Regions from separate parts of the Homo sapiens genome. Here region 1 is linked to region 2. Evidence: chromatin loops called from intact Hi-C (ENCODE). Cell type or tissue: mammary epithelial cell. All regions are shown on one strand. Each heading gives the region's core, and the rest is flanking DNA. Links, peaks and the distances in the headings are about the cores only.

Region 1 (15,817 bases), core at 3,404-11,403, 130 kb before region 2:
TTTTCAAGGGTAGAATACATTTTATTAACTATATCACCATGTTTTACAATAAACATCTTAAAATTTAATCTTCCTGTCTAAAATTTTGAATCCCCTCACCAACATCTCCCCAACTGCTCCCCACATCCTTCGTTTCCCAAGTATTCCAGCCCCTGGTGTAACCACCATTGTACTCTCTACCTCCATGAGTTCAACTCTTGTAGATTCCACATATAACTGAGTTTATGAGGTATTTTTTTTGTGCCTGCCTTATTTCACTTAATGTCCTCCATGTTCATCCATGTTATTGCAAATGACAGAATTTCCTTAGAATAGTACTCTACTGTATGTACTATTCAGCCTCCATATATATATATGGAGCTCTCTCTATGTGATATATAATCTATATATGATATTTTATATATATAGAATCATATATATAGATATATACATATCACATTTTCTTCATCCATTTCATCCATTGACAGACACTTAGGCTGATTCCATATCTTCACTATTGTGAATAATGCTGCAATGAACATGACAGTGCAGATATCTATTTAATAAACTGATTTCATTCCTTTGGAAATACACCTAGTAGTGATTTGTTGGATCATATGGTAGTTCTATTTTTAATTTTTTGAGAAACCTCCCTACTGTTTTCTGTAATGGTTACACTAATTTACATTCCCACGAACTATGTACAAAAGTTTCATTTTTCCACATTTCTGACAGCATTTATCTTTCATTTTTGATAATAGATATTCTAAAAGGTGTGTAGTGATACCTCATTATGATTTTAATTTGTATTTCTCTGAGGATTAGTGATGTTGAACATTTTTTCATATACCTATTGAACATCTGTATATCTTCTTTTGGAAATGCCTATTCAGGTCTTTTGTCCATTTTTTAATTGGATTCTTCATTTTCTTACTATTTAGTTGTATGAATTTCTCATATAATTTGAATATTAGATATGTGGTTTGCAGATGTTTTCTCTCATTACATGTTGCCTTTTCATTTTGTTGACTCTTTCCTTTGCTGTGTAGAAGCTTTTTAGTTTGATACAGTCCCACTTGGTATTGTTTGCTCTTCTTGCCTGTGCTCTTGGTGTTCTAGCCAAAAAACCATTGTCAAGACCAATGTCAAGGAGATTTTCTCCATGTTTTTTTCCTAGGCTTTTAATGGTTTCAAGTCTTACATTTAGATCTTCAATCCATTTTGAGTTGATTTTTGTGTATGGTGTAAGATAAAGGGCAAATGTCTTTCTCATGTAGATAGTGTTTCAAATGTAATTTATAAAAGAGACTTTCTTTCCTTATTGTTGAGTATCAGTTGACCATATATGAATGGGTTTATTTCTGGGTTCTCTATTTAGTTCCATCAGGGGGCTGTACCTTTAATGCGTTGAAACTCTAGAGCCTAGCGTAGACCTAGAGTATAGGAGAAGTAAACAAATCTGATGAAGAAAAGAAAGTCTAGTTAAATGAAGCATTGTCTAATACTATACACCCCCTTCCCCACATACATACCTTAAGGCAAGATACAATTTGCTTAATGAACACTCTCATGCCATTATAGTAGTCATCTTGTTTCCAGCTGGCTTACAACTTGGACTCCTCTCTGAAATTCTGAAAGTCAGTGTAGAAACTTTAGCCTTATTTAAAAAAAAATACTTGTACACAATAATAGCTATAGTCTTTTTGTGGAGGTGAAAGTTAATCTACCTTTGTTTCTCTGGTGAGCCATGGTAGGTTCCTGAGCCAGGGGAGCATTGTAATAATAACAGTGTTTTAGGATTTCTTTTTTCATTAGACATTTAAAAAAAAATAGAGATAGGGTTTTGCCATGTTGCCCAGGCTAGTCTTGAATTCCTGGACTCAAGCGATCTGCCCACCTTTCCCTCTCAAATTGCTAGGATTACAGGCATGAGCTGCGATACCCAGCCAGGAATATTTATGTAGTAAATATGTAGAAAGTAGATTGTCTTGAAGAGAGAGCAGCTATAAGGTGGCCAGGTAGGCATGAGGTAAAAAGGACTAGGACCCCAGTGAGCATTTTGTCTACCTTTGTGGTAGACATGGCAGATACCAGGTATATATTAAAACTATTGAATAAGGAGGACCATTGAAAATAACATGTGAAGAATTCACATAATGCTTTTTGAAACCAGACTTACAGTATCTTATATTATCTGTGGCTGTAACTACTCATGTTCACTTTTTCCTTTAGCATGAATTATTAGTAAAGGCAAAACATTCTGCATTCTGAGAGTTGACCTAATGTGGTGATCATTTTATGTGTTAACTTGACTGGACCACAAAGTGCCCAGGTTAAACATCATTCTCAGCATTTCTATGAGGGTGTTTTAGGTTGAGATTTACCTTTAAATTGGTAGACTGAGTAAGGCAGACTACTCTTCCTAATGTTATGGGCCTCATTCATACGGTTGACAGCCTGAATAAGACAAAATGGCTGACCTTCTCCAAGGAAAGATTTCCCCCCACCTTACTGACTTCAAACTGGGACATTGGCTTTTCTCTGCCTTCTGATTTGAACTGAAAAATAAGCTCTTCCTGAGACTCAAACTTACTGACCTTTGGACAGGAACTAGACCATTAGCACTCCTGGGTCTCCAGCTGGCCAACTCACCCTGTAGACCTTGGGATTTGTCAGTCACCATAATAATGTGAGCCATTCTTTATATCAAATTGTATTTATTATAAGGAATTGGCTTATTGGTTCTGTTTCTCTGGAGACCCCTGATTAAAACACCTATACTATAGATTTTTAAAATCTACTAGGCAATTTCTCTCAGGTTTACATGGATATTGAAACAAAGAGAAAAATTCAGATGTTACTTGCAAGCATCTTCCTACTAAATAAATTTTCCATGACATTAAAATTAATATCAACCATGGCAATTATGTGTTCTTTCCTCTCTTAAAGTAATGGTACTTTTATCTAAAATTCATTTCATAGTGATATATTTAATGATTACTTGGGTCTTCTTTACTTACATTAATTAGGCTTTAACAAACCAGACAGCCCATAACATAATAAATAGCTTGAAATTAATATAGTGAAAACTCATTAAAAAAACTCTTGGTTTCTTAATTTACTGCTGCTCCTGAATAAATATGCTCAGATATTTTTATTTTCTTTTAGTGTGAATCATTTCAACTTAAAGATTAGATGTTTAAATATTTTGAGGCTCTCCAATGTTTTCCAACAGTGAAAAATCTTAACAGTTTTACATCTCTTAATGACTATGAGTTCAAATAACACATTCATGATAACCTGTTAGTTTAATATACATACATGTTAACCTATGTATATTAACCTAACTTTTTAACTGATTACATATTAGTTTCATATACGTCCATACATATATATTTGTTTAGGCCTGTGCACAAATATATGTACACACACGTACACAGATAGGCTTGTCCACACATAGATCTATGTATATTCTCTCTGTAATTATTTCAGACAAACAAATATATTTAAGTGGAGATAAAATGTTTGTTTAGTGACTTACATAGCTACTTTTCAATGTATGGCAATCATAACATCAACCTCAGCCACAATGGTATTGATGATTATGATTATAATGATAAAACTTGCATATGTAATGGGCTTAGCAAGTTTGTGCAGCAAGGAGATTGGCAAGATGGCCCATGGTATCCTGCAATGCTAGGATTATATTTATAAGAATAGCAAGTCAGCTTTCCAGATAGTAATTATAGCAAAGTAAGCAGACTTCAACTTATAGTCTCAGGGCTACTGATTATTGGGGAACCTGCCCCCGATAGTCATGTAGGTTCTTTTCTATTTTCCCTAAGCATCGGCCGGATTGAGAAATAAAGGGACAGAGTACAAAAGAGAGAAATTTTAAAGCTGGGCGTCCAGGGGAGACATCACATGTCAGTAGGTTCCGTGATGCCCCTCAAGCTGCAAAACCAGCAAGTTTTTATTAGGGATTTTCAAAAGGGGAGGGAGCGTACAAATAGGGTGTGGGTCACAGAGATCACGTACTTCACAAGGTAATAGACTATCACAAGGCAAATGGAGGCAGGGCGAGATCACAGGACCACAGGACAGGACGGGGTGAAATTAAAATTGCTAATGAAGTTTCGGGCACCATTGTCATTGATAACATCTTATCAGGAGACAGGGTTTGAGAGCAACCAGTCTGTTAAAAATTTATTGGGCGGGAATTTCCTCTTCCTAATAAGCCTGGGAGTGCTATGGGAGACTGGGGCTTATTTCATCCCTACAGCTCGACCATAGAAGACAGCCAGACCCAAGGGTCCATTTCAGAGACCTATCCTCAGGGGCGCATTCTCTTTCTCAGGGATGTTCCTTGCTGAGAAAAAGAATTCAGTGATATTTCTCCCATTTGCTTTTGAAAGAAGAGAAATAGGGCTCTGTTCCGCCCGGCTCACTGGTGGTCAGAGTTTAAGGTTATCTCTTTTATTCCCTGAACATTGCTGTTATCCTGTTCTTTTATCGAGGTGCCCAGATTTCATATTGTTCAAACACACATGCTCTACAATTTGTGCAGTTAACACAATCATCACAGGGTACTGAGGTGACATACATCCTCCTCAATTTATGAAAATGATGGGATTAAGAGATTAAAGTAAAGACAGGCATAGGAAATCACAAGGATATTGATTGGGGAAGTGATAAGTGTCCATGAAATCTTCACAATTTATGTTTAGAGATTGCAGTAAAGACAGGCATAAGAAATTATAAAAGTATTAATTTGGGGAACTAATAAATGTCCATGAAATCTTCACAATTCACATTCTTCTGCCATGGCTTCAACCAGTCCCTCCATTCGGGGTCCCTGACTTCCCCCAACAACTGATCAGAGTTGAAAGAATATAGGAAACATATAATAAGAGGGTTGTAGACGTCCTGACAGTCTGACTTAATCATTTGCTGGTAGTATAGGTAGACAGAAGTCGTCCAGTTCTTCCTGGGCCTGAGGAAGTGTTCGTGAATTTGCAGGTAAGGACAGGGTCTGTGGTTGTAGGGTTAATAGAGGGAATGTCTGATAGGCTTTGGTAACAGCCAACATAAGAAAGAGGTGCTTTGGTGGCCAGGTGTGGTGGCTTAAGCCTATAATCTCAGCACGCTGGGGGGCCAAGGCTGGAGGATTGCTTGAGCCCAAGAGTTTGAGACCAGACTGGGCAACATAGCAAGACTCTGTCTCAAGAAAAAAATTTTAAAAATTAGCCAGGTATGGCAGAGCACACCTGTAGTCCTAGACACTTGAAAGATTGAGGCAAGAGGGTCGCTCAAGGCCAGGAGTTTGAGGCTGCAGTGAGCTGTGATCATACCACTGCACTTCAGCCTGAGTGATAAAGACGAGACCTCGTATAAAAAACGAAAAAGGTGCTTGGATGCACTGTGCTCTGAGGTTTTGTTTCTGACTCTTATGTTAAAACGTCTTGACCCTAGGACCTGGTTTAGATGAGGATTTCCATGGAAAACTGACTGTTCCTTTGCAGATTCTTATTTATAAAACTCTCCTTGTCAAAGTCTTTTGTCTGGTTTGCATCTCAACTTTGACTTGTGCAACCAAAGATACCCAAAAACAAAACGAAAACAAACTCTTGATGCTTCAAACATATGTTTATTCTATCCTATTCGTCTCTGTTTTAATGAATTACAGCACATCTACCTTCTGATCTAGCTGAAAGCCAAGAATTTAATTCCTCCTTTTCCTCACCCCTGCTAGTACTACTGACATAGTCCTATACTAATCTTCCTGCTTTAATTCCTTTTCTGCAAGGCATCTAGTCTAATATTCTTAAAACTAGATCATGCCTGATTGAAACTCCTCAATGAATTCCCAATATACTAGGAAAAATCTGAACTTGTCTCTCACTGACATGGCCCTAATCAGACTCCCACAGTGTCTCATTTTCCGCATTCCCACCTCTTCATTCCTCCAGCAACAGTGACTTTATTCTTGTGGCTTGAACGTGCCAAGTCTTTTCCCAGCCTTGACCCTGTACGCTTGCTATTTTCTCGGTCTGGAATTCTCTTCCCCTTATTTGCCACATGACTCCTTTTCATTCTTTAGGTCTTTATCACTTAGCATTCTGTGACAGATAACAGAAACCACTCCATTTTAATCAGAAGGGAACTTAACATGGTAAGTTAGTGCTTACAATTTTTTAGAAGGTCTTGGGAATAGCTCTTGATGTGGAACTATTCCAGACTCCAAGAACACCACCACAGAACTGGCCCTCTACATCTGCCTCATCAGGAAGCTGGGGAGTTAGAAGACTGCTGTCCCAACTGCTGGCTTCAGGGTTGTACTACTATAACCATGAGTAGGGGATCAGGAAGTGGGGTCAGAACCATTACCTTCAGGAACACATCTTATGTGCTGTCTGACAATAAGGAGACTGGACTTCTGTGCCAGTGAAGTAGACACCTTCTCTGCCACTGCGTCGTCCTTCTACAGTTTAGTTCTGAATCAGTGCTTCGCATGAGTATATCTGGTTGTCTGTGTCTAAATCCAGATCCCTAGCTGCGGAGGAGGATATGAAACATAGCTTTTAGCTTTCCAGTTTCTGGAGTACAAGAAGGTATGCAAAATGAGGTTGAAACAGATGATGGTCTGCCAGAAGGCCTCCCCTCATTACACCTGTCCATCCCATGAAATCCTATTATATCATCCTCTTTATTCCCATAATAGCAGTTATTGTAATCTCTATCCTTTTTAATTTGTTTTTCATTTGTATACTGTGTGAGTCTTCCACTGCTGGACTGTAAGCTCCACAAGGCAAGGGGCTTTCCTCACTTATGCAGGACTTGGCATGTGCGAATGCTAGCACAAATGTGTTGCTGAATTGAGTTGAATAAATGAATAAATAGAGCCTGCTTATTATTTCTATATTCACTAAACGACACTCATTGGTCTCTGACAAGATTCCCTTTTAGTTGGGGTGACCAAATAACTTGTTGTTCAAATAGGGACACTTCGGAGAAAGAAATGGGTAGCATGATTAATAATTATACTAAGACAGAAGGCATGACATGGGGCTGTCTAAAGCAAACCAGGCATATAGTCATTAACTCATTATAATCACTATTCTCTGACAGACTTATCTTCTTAGGTTGCCGAAGAGGGATCCAGATGTCTCTACCCTGGCCAACTCTTTTTACTCCTTCATTTTCCAGTAGTTGGGTAAGAATTTTGGTTGCATGGACTATAACAATAGTTTTATACTTCTTGTAGGATTTCTAAAACTAAAAAAAAATTCTCACAATATTTTACTATCTAGACTATTTGAACTTGATTCTAGATCTTGTAACAAAAATCAAAAGCAGGGTTCTAGTGTATGGTTTTCCAATGTCATTTTAAGTAGGTTACTCAGCAATCACTGGGAGAGTTTACTAGAAACAGATTTTTAAAAACATCTCTCTTGGAGCTACTGATTTCTTTAGAGGAGCTCAAGAATCCATTCCTTGTAAAACTACCAGTGAGTATGGCGCATGGTTAGATTTAAGAACCATGAGATAAGAAGCGTCTGAGCCCTCTTCTATATTTGGTACAAGGATTAATAAGTACTTTTAACATATATAATCATTGGCATTAACTACGATAAAAGCTGTAAATGACTCAGCAGTGGGAACTGACAGGCTACTGTGCTCCAGCGTGCAGGATGTCTGTGTGATGTGATGCATGTGTTTGCAATACAAGGCAGCCCACCCCCAACCTTCCGGGCCTGCAGCTGAGATCAACTGTGACTAACCTGATTCCAAAACTAGCTGACTCATTTCATTGCTTCCTGTTTCTCTTATTATACTTTGAAGTGTTTTCAGTGAAGAGCCTAGCACTCTGCCCAGTGTACTGTAAGTGCTTGGTAATTATTGGTTATATATATATACACACATATATATATACATTTATTAAAAGAAGGAAGGAAGAAAAGAAGGAATGGAAGAGAAGGGGAGAGGGAGGGAAGGAAGGAGGGATCAAGTAATGAGGCAATATGGTAAATATAGTAGAGAAACAAATTTACTGTTCTTTATCAGGATGCAATTTTAGGAATTTAGGATTTAGGAACATAAACACAAAGTATCTTGGGAACAGGACAAAATTATGTCCTCTGTTGTTTCAGATGACTTGTTAAAAACTGAAATTTTGTTGCACTGGTTTTTACACATCTGAGTGCTAAGGTAACTGCTTGTTTGACTGAATGTAACTTAAAAATATATGTAATGGACATTTTTTATTTCTTTAAATGGTGTAACAGGTTGATGTGAGAATGGACCTGCTCAGGGTGAACTAAATTGGGACTGGAGTCCCAATTTATCACCCTCATCAAATTATGTAATTTATTTCTTTCAAAATATTAAACTTTAAAATACAGATTATAATAACATTTATTTTAGGATTATGAGAATATGAGAATCAAGTGAGCTAATGAATGAGAATCATTGTTTTGAGAATCAAGTGAGCTAATGAATGAGAAAGTTCTAGGAAATATTTTAAAGTGAGATTAAAAAAGATTACTTGCCCTTTTCACTGAAACAGGTTTTCTTAAAAATCAATCATTAATAACTAGAATATAGAGGCATGCTGTATTCAAATCTGTTGCAGTCTTCAGCCTTATTTTCATTATATTGAGTTCTTGATTTCTTGATATATTTTGCGTCCAACATGGTTTCTTTCAGATACCAGTATCTGAAAGAGCTTTTTAATGAAATAGATTTTTAATATTCATTCATTGTCTAGATATTGTGAAATTGCTGTTGTTCTATACCAATCTTAGACATAATACAACCTGCAGTTACTGATGTGAAATTGAATGGAGAAACTTCATTCTGTAAAGTTGAATCAGTGATTAAAATAACCCTATGAACTATCTGAACAGTGTGTGTGCCTTGGTTCTGGTTTTCTTCTATCTAATTGTAGTCCCAATATCAGTTAACATCCTCCATCTCCCTGTGCAGTGATGCTTACTTACTCTGAACAGATGTTATAGTGACTGGAAAAAAATCAGTTTATCCATCAATAGACCTAGATCTCATATCTCCTAAAAATGTACTTTCCATCATTCTCTTTTGAGCCAGTATTTATTATTGTCCCAAAAAATGTGCATTGCAACTGGAGAGATGCAGCCAGCTTAGGCAAGCATGCCTCTAGTGGGCTTAGGGCATTTCTGGGCCACTCTGTCTCTTTATCTGGAGGCTGGAAATGATTGTTTGACACACACCAAAGGGAGAACTTCATCAGACACTGAAAATGGTACCTTGTAGCCTGCAAAAAAATACTTCCCATTGCTCCAGGGGTGGAGAAAAGTAAAGATGCAGAAACATAAAAGTCAAAATCAAAATGTAATAGAAAAATGAAAGAGGAAATAGAAGAGGAAGGTGATAAAAATAATGTATGAACTGCTTTTTTATTTAGCAGTCTTATCAAAATCACAGGGGATTTTTTTGTCTGTCAGAGTCTCAAATCCTTAGGCATCTCATGAAATATCATGAATTTTCAATGTGCTTTAAATTTTACATTTTTGAAAGCAAGAGAATTTTCTTACATACTGCATCAGTCCAGCAGATAAAAACTAGCACAACAGAACTCTTATAAACTTATTTTTGTCGAATTCACTTCTTATAAAAGCAGTATAGTTACAATTGAGGGAAATAATGGAAAATGGCTTTGCTGTGAATTTTGATGGCTTTGTTGAATCTTTAAATCTAACCTCATTCCGTCTATCATTAGTCTTTTCCTTTCATGCCTTTGATGGCAATCGTGTTTTACAGATGAACCCATTAATTCACTGGGAGGTTAAGTGATTAGCTCTGCCTGGCAGTCAGGTGCAGGGTTAAGATTAGATAAAAGTCCCTCAGGGTCTAGTGATTGCTAAACTTTGAGGACAGTGACCCTCCTTATTATAAAACCAGACATTCAGAAATTATCTAACAGCTTCTTTCACCACATTCCAAAGAAAGTTTATTTACCTTTACAGAGAAAGTGCCTATGATGGTTTTAAAAGCCAGGTTGCTAGAAAGACACTTTCTCCTCAGAAGCTAATATAATTTAGAGAGAATTTCTTGAGAGAAATATAAATGTATTTCAATTTATGCATTGCCTACATAATTAATAATAAAGTAAGTATTTTTTTGGCTTGTTAATATTCCAGGCACCCCAACAAGCTCTATTGGGGTTACGAAGGTATGCAACTCTTAGAACCAACCCACACTGAGTCATTCATTGTTTTGTTGCTTCATTCATTCATGACAGACAATTCATTTATGACAGTTGTTAAATTTATGAAAAAATAGCTTGATTAGGAAAGGTTTCACGGTCTAGATTGTATCAGATGGATAAAATGTTAACAGGCACAGAAGTGTGAGTCATTCCAGGTATAGGAAATAACATGACAATCTCCCTCCTAAATAAATCTCTGTGGTAGAAAGACATAGTAACATTTAATGAGTAGCACACATGCACTGATATGCCTAGAGCATTTTGTAATATGTGGAAAGTAATTTTAATATAAGTTAAATATTTATAAAATACATATTTAAAAGATAAGCATCATTTTTTCTTCAATTTTGTGATTCATCTAGTTTTCTGTAAATGGTAGAAAATAGAACAATTCTATTATATTCCAATCCTTCCTCCACAACCCTCTCAATAAAATTATAACAAAGAACAAGCCACTACATAATTCCCCTTCCACTTACTGTAGAAGAAGAACAACTCTTAATATTAATTGTGAGGGTTTCACCAGAGTATTGTCTAATTAAAGATGACCAGAGAAGCGGCAGCCTCAGAGACTCCTTTAATTTGACATCCTGAATACGTAGCATGTTTAAGAGTAGTTCTCAGGGGTAGTTCCACAATCTATTCCATTTGTATAAACCTCCAGAACTTCACTGAGACAATAGGAGTATGTAAAGGAATAACTTGCTTCCATGAAGAACAAATATTTACTGCATTTGCTTGCATTGTTTCTCAACTTTTTAGTAAATATTTTATTTCTGAAATGAAAGAACTGTTTTGTGCAAAAATTCCTTCAAGATGCAGATTTCAGTGAACTTGGGGTTCCAGCCATTGCAGCCTTGAGTATAATTTCCACCTGAAGGTTGAAGAGATGTGAGCAACACTTAGGCACCCCTTCTATATTTTCAGCAAATAGTGTTTTTAATGCTTCTTTGTTCTTCCCTTGTTAAATCTTCAGATTAGTAACTGCTGATTAATGCCCCAAAGAGAAGGGATTACAGGCAGATAAGTATTGCATACTAATTTCCTTAAATTTGGGGATGGGCAGAAATATGGAAAGATGTGAGTAAATGTTATAAACATTTCAAAAGAAAAAAAAATGACCCACAATGGGGAGATGTGTTAATGTGTTGTCCAGGCAATAAAAGTGCATTACTTTCCTTCTTTTATTGTGTATATTTAAGGCATACAACATGATGCTTTGATAAATGTATATTACATATATATTTAGTGAAATATACTAAGGTCAAGCACATTAACATATCCATCATGTCACGTAATTACCTTCTTTTTTATTTTTTGGTGGTAACAGCACCTAAAATCTGCTGTCTTAGCCAGTTTCTAGTATATAATACAAAATTATTAGCTGTAGTCCTCATGCTGTACATTAGCTCTTGAGACTTACTTATTTCAGTTGTTTATGTAACTGCAACTTTGTACCCATTGACGTGCATTTCTCCATTCCCCATCCCCTCCTTGTCCCTGATAACCACTGTTGTACTATCTTTTTCTATGGGCTTGACTTTTTTTTTTTTTTTTTAATTCCACACATAAGTGAGAACATACAGTATTTGTCTTTCTGTGCCTGGCTTATTTCACTTAGCATAATGTCTTCCAGGTTTGTCCATTTTGTCACAAATTGCAGAATTTTCTTTTTTTTTTTAAAGGCTGAACAGTATTCTCTTTTGTATATATTATGCATTTTCTTTATCCATTCATCCCTTGAGGGACACTTAGGTTGCTTTCATATCTTGGCTATTGTGAATAGTGCTGCAACGAACATTGGCGTGCGGATATTTCTACAAGGTGCTGATTTCACTTCCTTTTGGGTGTATAACCAGAAGAGGGATTGCTGGGTCATATGGTTTCACTTCCTGGGTGGAAGCCCCCCAGTTTTGAAGGCCTGTATTCAGTAAACTGTCTACAATAATCCCATCTGAGCCTCCTTTTCTTCAGCCTCTGTCTGTCTTTGTTTTGGCATCTATCTTCTCTGATTTGTTCCTTCCCACGTCCCTTCTCCATTGCCAGTTCCTTTTAGCCTCAGCAAATAAACATGTTCCAGTTTCTTATTTCATGAGAGAAAAGTAAAAATAAATAAATAAAAACACAACCTTTAAACCTTCTGCCTCTCTCTCAGTAATAGTTCCTTAAAGAAAGGAGGCTTCCATGTGTTACCACTGCGTCATTATCCTCAGCAAACTAACACAGGAACAGAAAATCAAAGACCGCATGTTCTCACTTGTAAGTGGGAGCTGAACGATGAGAACAGATGGATACAGGGAGGGGAACAACACACACTGGGGCCTGTCAGGAGTAGGGGGCAGGGAAAGAGAGAGCATCAATATCAAATAGCTAATACATGCGGGGCTTAATACCTAGGTGATGGGTTGATAGGTGCAGCAAACCACCATGACAGACGTTTACCTGTGTAACAAACCTGCACATCCTACTTATGTATCCCAGACTTAAAATAAAATGCATTTTTTCAAAGAGTTTTTGTTTCTTAAATTTTGCATCCAATTCCATGCATCACTCACTTCACCCTAGTCCCAGCCCTGTGTATCCACTTGTGCATTTCACAGGTAACTCAAGCTATTTGTATTCTACCTTCAATCAAGCCTTCTTTCACACTGTTACTCCCTGCTTCTGTGAACGTCATCACATTTTACCTGGTTGTAAAAGCCAGAAAGCTGGGTTGCCTTCACCCTTTTCTTTATCCCTGTCTCTCCAACCTTATAATCAGTGATCATATGTTGCCTCTTATGGCTCTTTAATATCTTTCTTCAGAAACACTCTCTCTACTTAAGACCCTCCTCATTTCTTTCCTGAATGGCCAAGAATTGTCCTCTAACTATTCTTTTGTGCTAATGTGTCCCCCGCCCCATCCTTCTCTGTTTTTTACGTAATTGTGGCCAGAGAAATTTTTCTAAAATGCAAATCTGATCATACATCCTTGACTACTTAAAGTCTTTCAATACCTTTTTATTGGCTTAGCATAAAGTCCAAAATCCTTAGCAAGCCGAATAAAAACCTTAATCATCTGGACCTCCTAAGCCCTTCATTTTACTTAATTGTCACTGACCAATTAAGACCTTTGCTGAAATACTTGCAGGGAGGTAAATAGGTTATTTCTCACAGCATTGGGCCTTCTAATATGCTTTCTTCTGCCTGAGATTCTCTTCCTGTAAAACTCAATTCATAGGGCACATTATCCAGGAATTCTTCTTGATGTTTACAGTTTCAGCTAGGCAGTCATTCCATCTACTCCTTGTAATTCAGTACTTCCGTTTCATAGCTGATACTGTTTCCTGGTCAGCCTGGTCTCCATGCTATGAGCTATTTGGAAACAGGGACCATATATTTTAATCTTATGTCTCTAGTACATTATACAGTTCTTGGAAGAAAGTAGGTATTTCCAAATGATAGAAGATATCAGTATGGAATATTATTCTTTTCTCATTTTCTTCATAATAATAACAGAATTCCCTTTAAAAATGTTTTAATATATTACTAATTTAGTATTTTGATGGATCAAGATTTGGCTATCTGCCTAGAAATAGTTTTTCTCGAATATAGGCATCTCAGTCCCTCCCATCTCTATTCCTCCTCTGTTGGAAAAGCCACCCATCAATGCAATCCTAGTACAAACTGAGATGCTTAAAAATCATGATATTTTATTCCGAGGATATCTATGAGGCAAGACTGGGGATGCAGGGAAAGAGTAGTTTAACAACTGACAGGACCACTTACATTCTGTTTCTCCATTCTTAAGCTCAGACCCCCAGATACATGTTAGAATCAAGGCATGAGACCATTGTTGTTGGCCACATTAAATGCCTCTGGCTGGACTTGGAGCTGAACAAGAATTGCATGGACATCTAGTCCAGACAAGGAGCCTCAAGAGACAAACGTATCTCAAGGTTCTGACTGACCTAGACTAATATAATTTAATAGCAAATGCATGAAAGCGTCATTAAATGTAACTAGTTTTGCCTAAGCAGAACCCAGAGGAGAAATGTAGATCTAAAATAAGACTTAGTATATTTCAACACTCAAGAGCTTTCTTGATCACTTTAAGGCATGCTAACAATTTTCCATATGTATAACAGTTATAAGGCAATTAATGGAATATTTTGCAAATCAATTGCAAAAAAGAGAAGAAAAAAATTGAGTAAGTAACAGCTGAAGTAAAAAATGAAACTGCTATAAATATAGATAATAGCTTCCATTAAAAGTGTCTTCCAACATTGGAAAGTTTAATCACAGTTACACTCAAATCATTGGTTACACTCTATTTCACAGTTATCCAGCTTGGGAAAATCTATGCACTATTAAACATGATAGGTTCAATGTTTTTTATAATATCTGGTCAGCAGTGGAAAATTTTGTTAGCTAATTTCATTAACAAGTTTCAGTTTCATTTAATTCTAACAATAATAATTAAAAAGCAAGTACTATGTTTTAGATGGTGCATGTCTAATCTGTAGAGGGGGAGGAATTTTTCTAAATGTAGAGGAATTGAGTCAGAATCACATAGGGAAATATAAATAGACCTAACTATTTATATTTAGTTAATAAATATAACTATATATAGTTTAGTTTGTTTTCTTATAAATAAATAAGAAAAACATAGTTGGGAGAAATATTTGCCTCAAATATAAGAGAAACGTTTAATACGTTGAATATTTATAATGGTCATACAAATTTCTAATGACCTATCTTAAAAAATCTTAAAATAGCAATTTACAAAGGGCATATTCCAACAATTTATGAAAGAAACTACATTTGACTGATACATTTATGAAAATGATTAAGACTTAGATGTAATAAATGAAACATAACTTGAGACATATTTTTCATCTTTTGAAATAGAAAATACTTTGAGAAGAAATATTTTGGATTGATAAGAAGGCACAGAGATCAGACTACTATTTTATATGCCCAGCAAAAGATTAAACAAACTATAAAACAAAGAAAACTGTCTAGAAAATAATTCGGCAAAATATTTTCTTCTTGCTCTTTGGTTCAGAAACACTACTTCCAAGAATTTTACCCTAAGAAGTAATGTAAAACTTTTAGAAAAAGTATTTGTACCTATTTTAAAAGCTTTTTATGTTAGAAAACAAAGGATATATAAATGTCAATAGATTGGAATATAATACAGGCATTAATATTGTTGCTTATAATAATTTAACAAAATGAGACCATGCTAATACACATAAACTGCAAAGCACCTACATGCTGTAATGTATTGTACTTATATACACCAAAACACTGAAAGAAGAATGCTAATTCATTACAATGATCATCTGTGGTTGCCAGTCTTATTGTTAATTATTATTGTTTTCTTGTATTTTTAAAATATATTTTTGATTTTTCATAAGGAGCATTTATTATTTTCATAATCAGAAAAAAGCATTTCTAATAAAAGAAATTTGGTTGGAAATGTATCACAAAGGAATAATAATGTTAGTATAACACTGCCTATTACCCACTAACCTCAAGCAAATTAGTAGATTCTTTGTACCCATGTTGACAATTTGGTTTCCCGTCTTGCCATTTGTTATTCCAGTG
Region 2 (15,817 bases), core at 4,109-12,108:
GGCCCTAGGTTTTTCAGAATGTTCAATGAGCATTGGATTCGATTTAAAGTCACCTGCTTCATTAGGCCCTAATAAGAGAGTCAGATTCTCCTTTGAAGCTTGAAGCCAGGCATTGACTTCTTTCTAGCAATGGAAGTCTTAGATGGCCCCTTCTTCCAATAGAAGGCTGTTTCTTCTCCATTTAAAATCTATTGATTGTTGTAGACACCTTCATTCATTATCTTATCTAGATTGCCTGGATAACTTGCTTTAGCTCCCATATGAGTACTTGCTACATCACCTTGCCCTTTTATGTTATAGAGGTTGCTTTGTTCCTTAAATCTCATGAACAAACCTCTGCTGTCTTCGAGCTTTTCTTATGCAGCTTCTTCACCTCTGCCAGCTTTCATAGACTTAAAAGAATTAGGACCTTGCTTTGGATTAGGCTTTGGTTTAAGGGAATGTTGTGGATGGTTTGTTCTTCTATCCAGACCACTAAAACTTTCTCCATATCAGCAATAAGGCTGTTTTACTTTCTTATTATTTATGTGTTCCCTGGAGTAGAACTTTTTATTTTCTTCAATAACTTTTCTTTGCATTTACAACTTGGTTAACTATTTGGTGGAAGAGGCCTAATTTTTATCTGTCTCAGCTTTTGATATACCTTCCTCACTAAATATTATCATTTCTAGCTTGTGATTTAAAGTTAGATATGTCTTTCACTTGAACAATTAGAAGCCATTGTAGTGTTGGTAGTTGGCCTAATTTCAATATTACTGTTTCTTAGGGAATATCAAGGCCCAAAGAGAGGTATAGAGATGGGGGAACAGGGGGTTCATTGAGCAGTCAGAACACACAACATTTATCAGTTATCTGTGTTGACTTATATAGGTGTAGTTCTGTTGCACTCCAAAACAATTACAATAGTAACAAAACAGATCACGGACCACAGATCACCAAAACAGATATAATAATAATGAAAAAGCTTGAAATATAAGAATTACCAAAATGTGACACAGAGACATGAAGTGGGTACATGCTGTTTGAAAAATGGTGCTGAGAGACTTGCTCGGCATTCAACTTGCAAAAAAACATGCTATCAGTGAAGTACAATAAAAAAAAGCACCGTAATGTGAGGTGTACCTGTATTGCCCTTTTATTTGTATAGAGTAAACAGTTTTATGTTTGAAGGTAGATGTATTAGACCTCAGGTATAGTGATCACGTCTCAATTCTGTCTTCATCACAGGCATGAACTTATTCATTTCCTGAGACTCCTGAGAGTTCTTCTCACTCTTTATCAGGTCTTCACAAATTTGTACGTTAAGCTTTCCTCCTGAGATGAAGTTTTGCATCTGCTACCAGCTGGATAAGCAATTACTGGGCATTCCATGAAAAATAGAACTTTTTCATATCCTTTAAGAGATTGTTAAGAAGTAATTGGCCTTGGAAAGCTAATACCATTCTGCTACCCTTTTGGGCATATCTTCCCAAAGGGCAGAATTTTATTCATTTTCTGAGAATTTCTAATGACTCTGAACATTAGGAGATGGTCTCTTTCACAATGTTTTTATTTTTTATTTTTTATTTTTTTCTAAAAATTGAAAACCTAAGGCTGAAATAACTTTCAAGATGATAGCTGTGGTTCTTGTCCAGGTAAGCATTTTCTCAAAGCCTTCCTCAGAACACTGGTTCTGCAGGCTTTTAAGTAGCTACTATATATGCATAAAAAGGCTTCCTGGTCAAATAAGTTTAGGGAATGTTAGGATAATTGTTTTTTTTTCTATTTTTTTAAGACCTCTTGGAGACTTTAATGTGCTAATATACTTCATGACTGACAGAGAAGTGGGTATTAGGTATACTTTTTAATAAGTTGTTTTAACTACGAATTCCTTTTTATTTGAAGAATATTTATGGAACCAATATTCCTTAAACCTACTTTGAGAAATGTTGGCTTCCATTGAATTTTCCATCTAAGTTGAATTACATATTTATTAACTCGTTTGATCTTTACTATAATTCTGTGAATTAGGTACTCTTTGAATGACCATTTTATAGAAGAGGAAACTATGATTAACAATAAGTTGCTTATTTAAGTTCATTCAGCTAGTGGAGACATAGCTAAAATTCAAAAGCATATATATCTGATGCCAATGTTCGTGCTTTCAGGAATACCGATAAATGGAAATCAGGCAGAAGTTGATGACTGATTGGATATGGGAGACCAGGAGATGGTGGAGCTCATGATCAATCTTAAGTAGACGAGAATGCAGAAGAAAGAGATTTTAGGAAAAAGAAGAAAGCCTTAAGAAGAAGATCACATTTAAGCTAGATGGATCTAGACTATTCTGGACAAGGGACATGAAGATAGGAAATACCAGGGGTAGAGAATGGATTGCACAAAGGCAAAAAGAGGGAGTCTTGGAATTTTCATGAAAAACAGAGGGACTAAGAAGAGAAATCATAGAAGTCCTATTTAAAAAGAAAATTTTGGAGTTTGGATTTCAACTTGGAACATGGCTTTTATCCGATAACTATTATCAGTCACTACTCTAAGGAAATAACCTGATGCCAGCTGGACATTAGGAAGATTAACTGTATCAATGTCTATAAAAAGATGGCCCTCAGAGAAAACCATCATTTAACAGTGCTCTTTGGCCATTTGAATTATTAGTGAATAGGCATGTATTTAATTTATAACTTACTGAAAAAAATTTAAAAATACTAATTTGTTCTAACCACAACTTTTTTTTTTCATATGGGATAAGCACGTTTTCTTTTTACCAAATATCCTGATTTATTCTGTAATATTTCCTTAATATTTATCTGATCTCATTTTAAGGAATTTAGGGACCTTTTAAGGGAGATATATCATTTCAAAATTTACTTAGTAACCTTTTCTATAACATTGATTAACAGAGTATTAAATAAATATCTTATTTAAGTTAATTAGTTTTTACTAATTCCTTAAATGCCACAATTTTGCATAGGTGAATGAGTTAGTGGACAAATTTAGAAGACACTGGGGCTGAGCTTTATTTCAGTTGACAAATTATGGACACTCCTGGTGCGATCTAGAAGAAAGGCAAGTAAAAATTCCTTTTCCTAGAATACCAACTACTTTTTCCCTTCTCATAAAAACTTTATAAAACTAGTTGGACAATGATGACATGTTCTGCCTGCATCAGAGCAAAGCCTACTTGTCAGGTCTATTGCCTGCCATGGACTTATTAAATGTCACTATTCCAGTGTTGAGGCTGATTCCAGTCAGCATGTTACTGCACTGAAATCTTTCCTCATATGTGAATCGAAAGTTCCTATTATATAGAGATTCTTAGTTTATAGAAAGTTTTTAAAGATCAAAAGAATTTTTTTATGTGAAAATACTTTGAAAACTTCAAAATACTATAGAATTGTTGGTTATTATTTATGGGAGCCATAGTCATTTTGTATAAAGAATACCAGTCACAAAAAGTCACATGAAAAGAACAGAAAACAAAATTCAACTTTGTCCTTTTTTCCTGTTAGAGAATTTTTGACATATTTTGAAGTGTAAATTTAGTCCTAATTGGATTTGCATACATTTAAACAGAACCAAACTTCTAATATTTTGTTTTCTCTAACTTTTGTGTCTTTCTTTTTCTTTTATTTTGTATTTTTAGTGGGAGGAGTAGAATCCTTTACCTCTACTTAGAAAAATACCATTTCATACCTACTTTACGTAAGATAATGGCCATGAAAAAGTCTGGTACTATTACTGGCACACAGAGTAGATTCTCAGTAAATGTGGGTTAAATGTGAAAAATTTCCTTGTAGGGTTATGACAACAAGGTTGTCACCCTTGCTTCAAATGGATGAGGCCAGGATGGGAAGAGAAAAATAGGTCTTTTTTAAGTTCTTTTTTTTTCCTCTTTAAGTTTAATAATTGTCCGATAGCTAATATCTAATGTAAAATACTACTAAAATTAGAGAACTGAATTAAAGACCAAATTAAAAATGGTGATTTTTATTAATGTGCCTTTATACAGCCTTCAAGTAGACTTTAGCACATATCTTTAAAGCACATAAAAGATAGCTGCTTTTTGTAACTGGAGCCCCTCATCCTTCTAGAGTACACCTCTGCAGCATGACAGCCATCTGCTGCTGCTCCCTTAGTGGCTGCCCCTAAACTGCCCAGACTCTCTAAATGTTGAGTGGAAGAAGAGAAAGGAACAGCTGTTCGGGAGCTTTGTGGCTGCCTCTGCCCTCCTCACCACCTGGCAAATGCACAGCTCAGCTCATGGAGCTAGCAGACACACTAAGTCAAACTGTATTCTTCTCCACACCACTTGCTCCTTCCTCACATAAACTACTAATCTCCTTTCTGCCATCTTTTATCCTTCTCTTTTCTGTTATTTCCATTCGATCTTTAGGATGCTAAGTGGAAATGGGATAGGGAGACTGAACAGCTGTATCCAGAGAGGACAAATTGTATCCTGTTTTCCATCTTACTATTTTTATTACTTTAACCAAAAATTCTTTAAAAAACCTACATGTCAGAAATATATGTAAATACATAATTTCATAGAGTTTCCAATCAACCCATTATGATGGGTATTGCTTTTTATATGTAACAGGAAAAATATGGATATAAGACTAGTAAGAGTTTCTCACTTTAGTCTTCTCTTTAAAAAGAAACATCTTTGCTGCCCATAATCAGACTGATGAATGAGAGGGAGAGTCAGGAATCATTGAAATCAGTTTGATTGATTTACACTAAAAACATAAGAGAAGGAAATGAATAGATTAGGAGATGAAAAGGAGGGAATAGAGAAAGAAGCATGGGTTGGGTTTGGTGGGAGATTTTAAGAGTTATGAAAGAAGAAAGAGAGTCTTTGGGGCAGCTGCAAAATGAGAAAGATACACATTAAAAGAGGCGAGGAGAGAGAGAGAAAAAAAATGCTTTGAATTGAGAGGCCTTCCACGGAGAAAGCATGCTCAAGAGGGTACAAAAAGGCTTTTAAGAAATTGCATTGGGTTACATAGAGATTTATCTTTTGGCATTGCTGAGAAATTTCAATTAATACTTAAGTTGCTTTCGAATTAGTTTTTGATGTTTAGACATTATGTTATAGTTCCATGAGGCAGCTGAGTTTTCTGTGGTTACAGTACTGGAATGTAAAATGTCACATCTACTTTTTTTTTTTGGAGTAAATCATCATCTAGGACATATATTAGAGTAGAACTTCATAGTGTTTTACACTTTGGAAATTTCACAGAAATTTGTATTTCGTTGTCCTTGAAATATTATACTAAAGTTAGAGGGAAATTTTGTTACTACTCTGAGATTAAGAGTAGCCCTTTGGGGTGATAATCTACTATTTGGTATTGGATTACTAAATGGATTATTTTTAAAGTTAGTGTTAAATGATTACACTAAATCAAGACTTCTAGGAAGTTCCTTTAGGTAACTGCAGATTGGAAATTGGCTTTTCAACTTTATCTCCCAAGATGTCAGCTATGTTAAGAAACGAGATACCATTCAGGATGGAGGAAGGAGATGTGGCACCCATGCCTAGATTGGGTGATAACCTAAACCTCTGCTCTCCTGACTGTGGTTTTATCCTATGGTTAGACTTAGAAACCACCAGTACTCCTAAGAATTTAAGGAATTGATGGCCAAGTTTGGAAAAATAGGACTGTGAGTTATGGATAAAATTTCCCACTGAAACAGGACAGCTACGATAAGCTTTGGAGCCATTGGGTTGGTAGTGAAATGAATGATTACATGGTTTGGCTTTAGGATGTTTTCCTGGAGTCAAAAGCTTGCACAACCTGTGCTTTTGAAGAAGACAAGAAGACCACCTCACTGACCTAGAAAGGATACAACAGAGTCAATGGGGGCTGTAAGTGTAAGTCTGGTTTATAATTAGACTTTGATAGTGAAGAGAGAAATACCCACCTTTGCAGTCAGACTGGAGCTCATTGACATTTTGAGGAATAAAACTCAGGAGCTCAGGATCCTCACTGACATTTTAAGGAATAGAAAATGAAAATACCAAAAAGGTGGGAAGAGAGAAAAAGAGATGAGAGTCAGTCAGTGTGGGCTGATAGAGGATTTCTGTAGAGGTTTAACAGAAGAAAGAGATTTAAGGATAGTTGCAAGTATTAGAGATATTAAAAGCTGGGGGCCGGGTGTGGTGGTTTATGCCTCTAATCCAAGCACTTTGGGAGGCCGAGATGGATGAATCGCTTCACCTCAGGAGTTTGAGATCAGACTGGGCAACATGGTGAAACCCTGTCTCTACAAAAAATACAAAAATTATCTGGGCATGGTGGCTTGTGCATGTAGTTCCAGTTACTTGGGGGACTGAGGTGGGAGGATCACTTGAGGCCAGGAGGTGGAGGTTGCAGTGGGTGGAGATCACATCGCTGCACTCCAACCTGGGTGACAGAGTGAGACCCTGCCTCAAAAAACAAAACAAAAAACCAAAACAGAACAATACAAAAAGTTGGGGAAAATGACTTTTTGTTTGCTCTGTGCTGTGAATTGAGTCTTCTTTTGCCATTTGTGAGTGACATCAAGAAATATTTTAATCACTTCTCAAAATGTTGGTGAGAATTTAGTTTTTAAATATTACATAATGCTGGGCCCTGTCTACATGGGGCATTGACTTTGCAGATGTTAAACATATTTACAGATGAGGAAACCAAAGCTCAGAGACTAGAAAGGGCTTACTCATGACTCTCCAGCTATAGCATTTGACCAATACTAAAGCTGTTTGCATTACACAGTGGTTGCCTCCATCAGCCTCCATCATGTTTCTTGTTAGTAACCATTCTGGGAGAAGAGTGGATGAGAGCTAATAATTGGGTGATGAGAGAAATATATTTGGGTTCAAGACCAAAAATTGCACTTGGAAGTTAAGTTCTCAAAATAAGAGAGACACAAATATAAGAAAGAAAGCAAAACTCATTATACTGCCTTAGGAAATACAATTTTTTTTTAGGGGTTGGCATCTCACAAATGCGAGAGTATCACAGGCTTACAATTTCAAAAAACAGTGTGTATGTAAACAAGGATAATGTTTCTGAGTTCCACATTGACATCTGATTATTCAATTATGTTGGTTTGGTTAAATTTTTTTTCTTACCTTAAGTTCAAAGATACAACTCATGAGTCAAGTAGCAGATTTTATTTTATTCCCTATAGCAGCGGTCCCCAACATTTTTGGGACCAGGGACTGGTTTCATAGAAGACAGTTTTTCCATGGACTTGGGGTGAGAGGGATGGTTTCAGGATGATTTAAGTGCATTACATTTATTATGTGCTTTATTTCTATTATTATTATAATACATTGTAATATATAATGAAATAATTATACAACTCACCATAATGTAGAATCAGTGGGAGCCCTGAGCTTATTTTCCTGCAACTACAGAGTTCCATCTGGGGGTGATGGGAGACAGTGACATATCATCAGGCATTAGATTCTCATAACAAGTATGCATCCTAGATCCCTTGCATGCTCAGTTCACAATAGGGCTCACACTCCTATGAGAATCTGATGCCTGTGCCGATCTGACAGGAGGCAGAACTCAGGCAGTAATGCTTGTGCTGCTCACCTCCTGCTACGCAGCCCAGTTCCTAACAGGCCACAAACCGGTACCAGTCTATGGCCTGGGGGCTGGGAACCCCTGCCCTAGAGGATCTGTTGTCTACCCTTATAGTATATGGTTGCTCAAAGTTAACTGAGGGAAAAGGAATCACCAGAGAATTCGAGCCAGTTCTGAGACAGAGCTTGGAATTCAATAGGGCTGACAGAAGACTGTGAGTCATGTTATACTACCCTTGCCTAATAGAGTCAGTATTCATCAGGGAACCTCTTCACAGGAAGTGCTGAGTCCACACCTTAACAGTCAGGTCGATCAATGGTATCAGATAGTAGATGTAGTCTTGGGGCCAGTCTGCAAAACAGTCTAAAAAAAATTAAAAGGAGCCTGTTTCTAAAAAAAATAGTACAGTGTATTCTGTGAGTGTCTAATTAAAAAGAAAATGAAAAAGAAGTGGAATGTTAGTTGCCTTGGGGGATTTCAGATCACAAAGCACTCAAAGACTTAACTCTGTAGAAAAAAAGCAAAGTGAAGAGAGAGTTGGAAAACACATCTGAAGATTCAGGTAGTAAGATTTCAAACCTCAGTCCTGAAGATGTAGCTTCATCACTGACCGTATAATAGGTGGGAAAATCCCTAACTCCTTAGAGATGACACATCCAGCATTGGAATGTGTTATGATGAATACATGGTTTTCCAAATTCATCACATTCTTTTTTAATATCCCTTTAGTCTCTGTTTACAGACTTACTGGACTGCTTGCCAAGCCTGCAGTCAGTCATGCTGGAACTCTCTAAGGTTATCTAAGAGCTGTATTATATTCCAGCCAAAATCAGTGGAGTTGCTTATCTCCCACATTGATGAGGAGTTCAATGTTCTGCCAGTAACTATAGTAATGGTTTTGATGTAATGGTATATTTATTAAACCAATAGCTATGGTTCAGTGTTGGAACATTGAACAAGCCTCATTGGCTGAAGCCAGAAATGTGCATTTCTTCTCCAGGGTAGGTGGGTGATGGTAACAGTGTCATTTAAAATGGTGTTTTAAGTTTTACTTCTTAATTTCTTTTGAAGTTTTTATTTTAGAAGATTGCTTTAAGTCAAAAGCAAGAATATCTGATTTCACTTCTCCAGACCTTTGGACCTCCTTAGAGAGGCAACCTTTTTGAATTGTTTGCAGTATTTTTGTTAATAACTACAAGTATTATACCTCAACTTCTTCATCTATTAGGTTATTTTCTGAGAATGTGATAAGAAAGGTTGGAATTTGAGGATGGGCATGGTGGCTCATGCCTGTAATCCCAGCACTTTGGGAAGCCAAGGTGGATGGATCACCTGACTCTCAGGAGTTTGAGACCAGCCTGAGCAACATGGTGAAACCCTGTCTCTACTAAAAATTCAAAAATTAGCCAGGCATGGTGGCACACTCCCTGTAGTCCAAGCTACTTGAGAGGCTGAGGAAGGAGAATCACTTGAACCCGGGAGGCGGACGTTGCAATGAGCCGAGATAATGCCACTGAATTCTAGTCTCAGTGATAGAGTGAGACTCTGTCTCAAAAAAAAAAAATTAAAAAATAAATAAAATGAAATAAAGGTAAGAATTTGTTTACTTTTGCTGTCTTTTATACCCTCTTCCCTCCCCAAAGCTTGCTTTGTATATTTTTGAGATTCTGATTTTTCTTCTAGTAAATTTTGTGGCCCCAGAAAAGTATACTTAATCCTCTATTTTTGGTTACAGCTTTTTGACATATATCTTGACTCCCTGTTTCATTAAAAAATGCTAAAATATATATACTTTGCTCTACTATTTCTTCTCACATATACAACTTATTTTTTGTTTGTTTGTTTTGAGCCACACTTTTACATCATCCCATTGTGAACACTGGCATTCTATCCTGTGAGAATAATAAAATTTTCTTTTTCTTTGTTCCTGGGTTGACTCTAATAGGAGAAAACAAACATTTACATTATGATGACTGTGTAAACATTATTTAAGTTCTGGACTAAGATTCCATTTCCCACTTCAAAATATCTGACACCATAAACCTGGGGCCATTTAAAAGAGGATGTTGCTGGCATCAAGGTCACCTGAATTGTCTTCTCTTATATTCAGTCTATCGCTTAACGTTCTAATGCATTTTTACTTGCTTTATATTTAGATTTAAAAAATTTTAATGTTGTTTCCAATCATCATTCTTTTAGTTTTTCTTGCACCGTTTGTGGTTATGCATTCTCTCTGTGTCTTTCTCTGTCTTCATTATCTTTGTGGGTCTTCATTCAACCCCCTTAGGATGTCACTTCTGTACCTCTGTGTCTCCTTGTTTTCAGCTTTGCTGGTTGCTTTTTAGTTTACCATGAAACTACCCTCTTTCTCTCCTTTCTCTACCATTCTGGGATGGAATATCATTTCATGGATTCCAGGTTTTCCTCCTTCTTAGTTTACTTCTGCATGTTTGGAGTGCATCCTAAAAGAAATTCCCAGGATAGGTGCAAAGGAAGGAAGTTACCTCAGAAAATGTCTTATAGATAGCTTTATTCTGGCTTACATTTCAATTGATAGTTTTGTTGGATTTGGAAACAATAATAGAAAATTTTCCATCAGAACTTTAAAGGTATTACTTTGTTATTTTTAGTACCTAGTATTGTCAATAATAAGTCAAATACCTTTGTAGGAAACTAGGGGTAACTTGGCATCCTCCAGCATTCCCTGTGCAGAGCAGCCATCGGATGTTGTCATGTAGACATTCATGTCTATCTATCAGCATTGGAATATTTCTTTGTATTATTTTATAGATATTATACCATACAAATCTTCTCTGGTCTTTATTTTTTGGAATTCTCTTAACCAAATAATACTCTGTGGGATGATCCTTTATCTTGCTAACACTGTCTCTCATATTTATCTTTTTGCTTTATGCATTCTACATGTTCTCAATTTTATCCTTTATGTTTGTATGTATGGTTGTATTTTCCTCTCTAGTCTCTATATTACTTATAACTTTTAAAAGTTCATTTTCCTTCTTTGGAATAATTCAGTGTCTTCCAAGACCAGAGAGTTTCGTTTTATCTTCTGTCCTCTCCTGCTATGTGGTGGTACATGGTTTAAGACATTCCTGGGGCCAGGTGTGGTGGCTTATGCCTGTAATCCCAGCACTTTGGGAGGTCGAGGCAGGAGGATCACGAGGTCAGGAGTTCGAGACCAGCCTGGCCCAACATGGTGAAACCCCATCTGTACTAAAGATAGAAAAAATTAACCAGGCATGGTGGCATGCATCTGTAATCCCAGCTACTCGGGAGGCTGAGGCAGGAGTATCACTTTTACCCAGGAGGCAGAGGTTGCAGTGAGCCGAGATCATGCCATTGCATTCCAGCCTGGGTGACAGGGTGAGACTCCATCTCAAAAAAAAAAAAAAAATCCTGTATATTTGGAATTGGTCTCCTCTGCTGCTATGAAAAACGATTGACTTGTTTTTGCCCTAGATTTCTGATCTGAAGGGGAAGGCAGCCCAGGGATTCAGACTCTATGCAGATCAAAGGAGAGTGGGAAATACTTGTTGGCAGGCAAAGAGGATATTTGTTCCTATGGGAAGGGCCAGCACACACACTAGAAATCTTACTATTCCCAGAATTTTGTTCATTTTCTTAAAGAAGAGCCCTCTGGTTTCTTGCCCAGGGGTAAATGCCAGTTGAGTGGGATGGGTCTCCCATCCTTGTCCTGTATATAGATCATCAATGGCTCTGTAGTTAGACTCTTTATTTTCAGTACAGTATTTAATCTCATTTAAATCTCATAAAATCTAAATTACTTCCTATCTCTGTGTGCTGTGTCTCCATGGGGTTCCCTTTGGGAAAATAGATTGTAATTGAAGCTGTCTTGCAGTATATTTCAGTTTGTGAATTTTCTACTTATTTTTATCTATCAACCTATGGACTTCTACTTTATATTTCTGATATTTATTAAAAATTTCTTGTATTAGTAATGATTTCCTTTACATTTTGTATAATTACATGATCTCTAATGACTTTATTCTCTCTTGCATACTTAGACTGAGAAGGGCTCTGGAGCGATGAACAGCAAGTCATGAGCCAGGTCCTAGGCCAGCTGTGTCAGTGTGGTTTGAAAGTGACCTCATGCAATGTTGCCTCATTTATGAAGAGGGTAGTTGCCTGTTGGTTATGCAGACAATTAGATTTAGAAAAAAAGTGACAAACATCACAGAAATGGTATTTGAATATCATCACAACTCATTCTGCTGACATTCTGAATATATGTTCTGAAAAGCCAAGGTTTGGGGATCTCAACTTTTTGGGGTATTTATGAAAGAAGATGTGAATCAACTAGACACCTATTTTCAGAAAGAGTCTTGGATTGTGTTGTTGCTCTTTCCCAAGTCTGGTTTTCCTGAGCTGGAGTAGCCAGGGGAAGTGTCATGGTAATTCCTATGGGTAGGGGTAATGGGGGGAATGCCAGAGAATGCTCCTGAAATTTTTAGTAGTTTTATAATTTAGTGTCAGTGGCATACAGGTAAAGGAAGATGTTTTTCAATAAGTCTTCAACCTTCCAATAAATGGGTGATGGGACTAGTGCAAAATTATTCATTGTTACCACTTATAAAAACTTCTTTAGAGACTTCTTGTCAGTGGGTGGATTGCTGTCTAGGAGTACAGGAGATATTTTGAATTTCTAATGTCTAGTTTATTTTATATTCATACAATGAAGTAGGCTATTGCAGCTGGAGTGGCTTAATGCTTTGAGCCCTAAAGTTATAATTTAAGAAGTATCCTACCTGACAGATGTCTAGGACCCATATCCCACTTCATGCTCACTTATGCAAGGATTTTTCATCCAACACTGTTCTACACTGTCTCCCAGTGGGGAAGTACAGGTGAACTGAAATTACAAATGAAATTACAGAAGGCCAGAACATATGAATATGTAATATAGAGAGTGGGCATAGGGCAAAGTATTGATTGAAAATAAACAAGATGAGAAGGAAGTAGCTAGGGAAAAGAAAAAGGCAATAGACAACAAAAGAAAATATCAAGTTAGTTTAAGAATCAAGGAAATTAGAAAACTTGATGTAATCTGGAGCCAGGGAAGAGTTACAGTGAAAATCAGAATGTTCTGGTCATGAAATCCATGTGGATAAATAATAGACTCAATTCAGGTGACTATGGAGAAAGAAAATTACATCTTATGGGGATAAGTTGTTCTTCAAGCCCTCGTTGATAACTCCAAGCATTTTTAAGGACTGGAATTTAAAAAGGATGATGTCTAAGAATGATATTGTTTAGATGTGAAAAACTGGCAGACCTAGGATTGACTTAGGTGCCTGTAATTTGCCTTTCTGTATTCAGCTTAGAGTTCTAACACCTTGCAGCTGATAATAGAGTAGATTTTCTTTCTAAATGGATGAGACTGCATTTTTGGATAATTTATATTGCTGGCAGGATGTGGGAAAAGACACGCTTTACCACACATTACTGAGAGAAACCACTTGGCCCCTTCTATTGTCACAGCAAAACTGATGAACAGTTCCTACAGAACGCTTCCTCCCTGAGTTCTCCATGTGGTTTCATTCCAATTTTAGTGACTCTGTGCTAACACTGCTAGAGAATTACTGGTGTGTCAGTATTTGACTGGCAGCTCTGATGTGGACACAAAGTGTCGTTTTCTTCCTGTAGTAGAATATAATTAAAAATAAAATTCACTTTCAGCATTTTTGTTTCTTTTTGAAGAAGTTCAGTATGTCTTGGGGGAACAAACATGTGGATACATGGAGCCTGTCATGGTCATTAAATACCCAGGTTGGAAAGTACCTCTGTGCAAACAATAGTTATGTGGCACTTTTGCCAGCTTCATTTTAAGGAACAAATTAGAGAAACATTGGCTTGTGACTACATTATGTAAAATACAAAACAAAACTAGAGTAAGAAACTACCCAGTCTTTAGATGGCCCACTGATTTGAGAGGAGAAACAAAATTTTTCTTGTTAGATAGTTGTGGATCTTTTGTGTGTTCATTGGAGCAGCTAAACTTTGGGGCATAAATGGAAAGAAAACAATTTGAAGAAGTATAATAGAGTGGAATTTTGAAAAGTCTTCAGAGTATGGGGCTGAATCACTGCTGTTTAGCAGGTGATTGACAAAGGCATTGTTCTTCTCTGGTTTATTTATTCAGGATTATGTATCCTGATTGTTTTTTCTTTTTGATTTTCCTTGCAGTAGTATCAACCTTGATAGTGATTTTATAGTTGCTCAGTACGTTTCATCTTGGCTAGATCCCAAATCCCTTTGAAATGATTTCCAACTTATTAAAGAGCTACAAACAATTGTCACAATGCTGAAGTCACCAAATAGGCTCTAGCAGCACCCTTTGTTTTGATTTAATTTTAAGATTATCAAAATCTTATGGAAGAATCATTCCCTTTATTTTGTAGCTTGATCAATATTTTTAAACTTTAATGTGGTCATTTATAATGAAAATGAAGGACAACATAAATTTTTGTAGTACTTTTTATCAGTTTAATGATCTGCATATAAATTTAGGAATAATCATTTACTTCAAAGTCAGTCATTTAAAAAATCTTCTCAACTCCCAATTATATGAAGTTTAAATAATAGTCTGCAGAGGTGAGAGACAGAGGGAGAGAGAGGGAGGAGCTCTGCAGTTTTCTTGGAGAAATGTAACCTAGAAACCCAGATGTTTTGTATGCTAATCAGGTAACCCTAAATAACTTAGTTTTAAAGACTTACATCAGTTCCGAATTACCTGTGTTAATAGAGTTTTAAAATATGAAAGTAATGGCTTATGTGGAAATATTTTAGTTTTGGAATATATATTTTTCTTTCTGTTAACGTAACTATGGATATGTTTGATATCTTGAATGTTCACTTTAAACAGAATATTGAATTCATGTTGGGAAGGTCTAAGTAAAGAGGAGGCACATACACACTCCTGAAGCTTCCTTCCTTCTTTGCCTCATTATCTCTGTTCTGTTTTTCTTTCCAACTTTGAGCCCCTCACTAAAACTAATATAAAACAGTAGGCAAATGTCTTTTCTTTTTATAATTTTAACTAGTTTACCAAATAATTTTAATTTGTTGGAGATATAAACAAGATATTATTTCTTCCTTTTCTGTCCTGTAGAAGAGTTGAGTGCAGATTCCATAGCTTTCTGATAATTTTTGGCTATTAAAATTAATTCACCATCATTTAGGACAGCAATCCTCATATCCTCTCTGAAGCTTACCCCTTACATCCTCCACTGTAAACTAGAGATGTTATTTTGTCCAATCAAAGTATGAATGAGGACTCATGGGCAAGGATGATGGTGGGTCCAGGGTTGATAGTCTCTTTCTGGATATAACATCTTATTTTTGTCTCTTTATAGCTGGGTGGGAGCAATGAGGATTTATACATGAGACCAAGTTCTTACCTAACCGGAGGCTTATCAGTAATGGGGAAATATCTTTTTATTTTATTTTATTTTTTGCACCAGAGAGCTAATTTATTTACCACTAAAAGCATACACAATTAAAAAACTGTTGTATTATAATTAAAAACACTTAACATGAAATCTACCCTCTTAACAAATTTTTTATTATTTAAGTTTTAGGGTACATGTGCACAACGTGCAGGTTTGTTACATATGTATGCATGTGCCATGTTTGTGTGCTGCACCCATTAACTTATCATTTACATTAGGTATATCTCCTAATGCTATCCCTCCCCCCTCCCCCTACCCCACAACAGTCCCCGGTGTGTGATGTTCCCCTTCCTGTGTCCATGTGTTCTCATTGTTCAATTCCCACCTATGAGTGAGAAAATGCGGTGTTTGGTTTTTTTGTCCTTGTGATAGTTTGCTGAGAATGATGGTTTCCAGCTTCATCTATGTCCCTACAAAGGACATGAACTCATCATTTTTTATCCCCTTAACAAATTTTTAAGTGCACAATACATTATTGTTGACTATAGCTACAATGTTGTCCAGTAGGTCTCTAGAGCTTATTCATCTTGCTCAATTGAAACTTTAAAATGTTGATGAGTAATTTCTCATTTATTCCTGCCCCCATTCCCTGGCAACATCCATCCCACTCTCATTCTATGAATTTGATTATTATATGATTCGACTCATATAAGTGGTAACCACCATTCTAAACTTAACTTCTATGAGACCAACTTCTTTAGATTCCACATAGGAGTGAGATCATGCAGTATTTGTCTTTCTGTTACTGGCTTATTT

What was found. A loop is a pair of places that touch in the nucleus more often than their neighbours do. Peaks named below come from ENCODE experiments on the same cell type or tissue, not always from the same donor. Only the 100,000 strongest peaks of a DNase experiment are listed, where the experiment ranks them.
Region 1: a loop joins it to region 2, with 3 times the contacts of the local background. A loop is called at or near these places in 3 of 110 quality-filtered maps.

The regions. Positions count from the first base shown.
Region 1 is chr7:126,693,132-126,708,948 of GRCh38, reverse strand. The region is part of intron 7 of GRM8 (glutamate metabotropic receptor 8); the gene reads left to right. Among named protein-coding and RNA genes, the nearest start is that of MIR592, 360 kb to the left of the region's middle. RefSeq lists enhancers at 6,227-6,276, 7,609-7,928, 7,005-8,204, 12,128-12,197. In mammary epithelial cell, for the core only: no CTCF peak of the experiment used is centred there; DNase peaks (open chromatin) are centred at 7,718 and 10,308; H3K27ac peaks cover 2,436 bases.
Region 2 is chr7:126,566,912-126,582,728 of GRCh38, reverse strand. The region is part of intron 8 of GRM8 (glutamate metabotropic receptor 8); the gene reads left to right. Among named protein-coding and RNA genes, the nearest start is that of MIR592, 480 kb to the left of the region's middle. RefSeq lists an enhancer at 7,384-8,583. In mammary epithelial cell, for the core only: no CTCF peak of the experiment used is centred there; DNase peaks (open chromatin) are centred at 7,798 and 8,228; H3K4me3 peaks cover 302 bases; H3K27ac peaks cover 2,192 bases.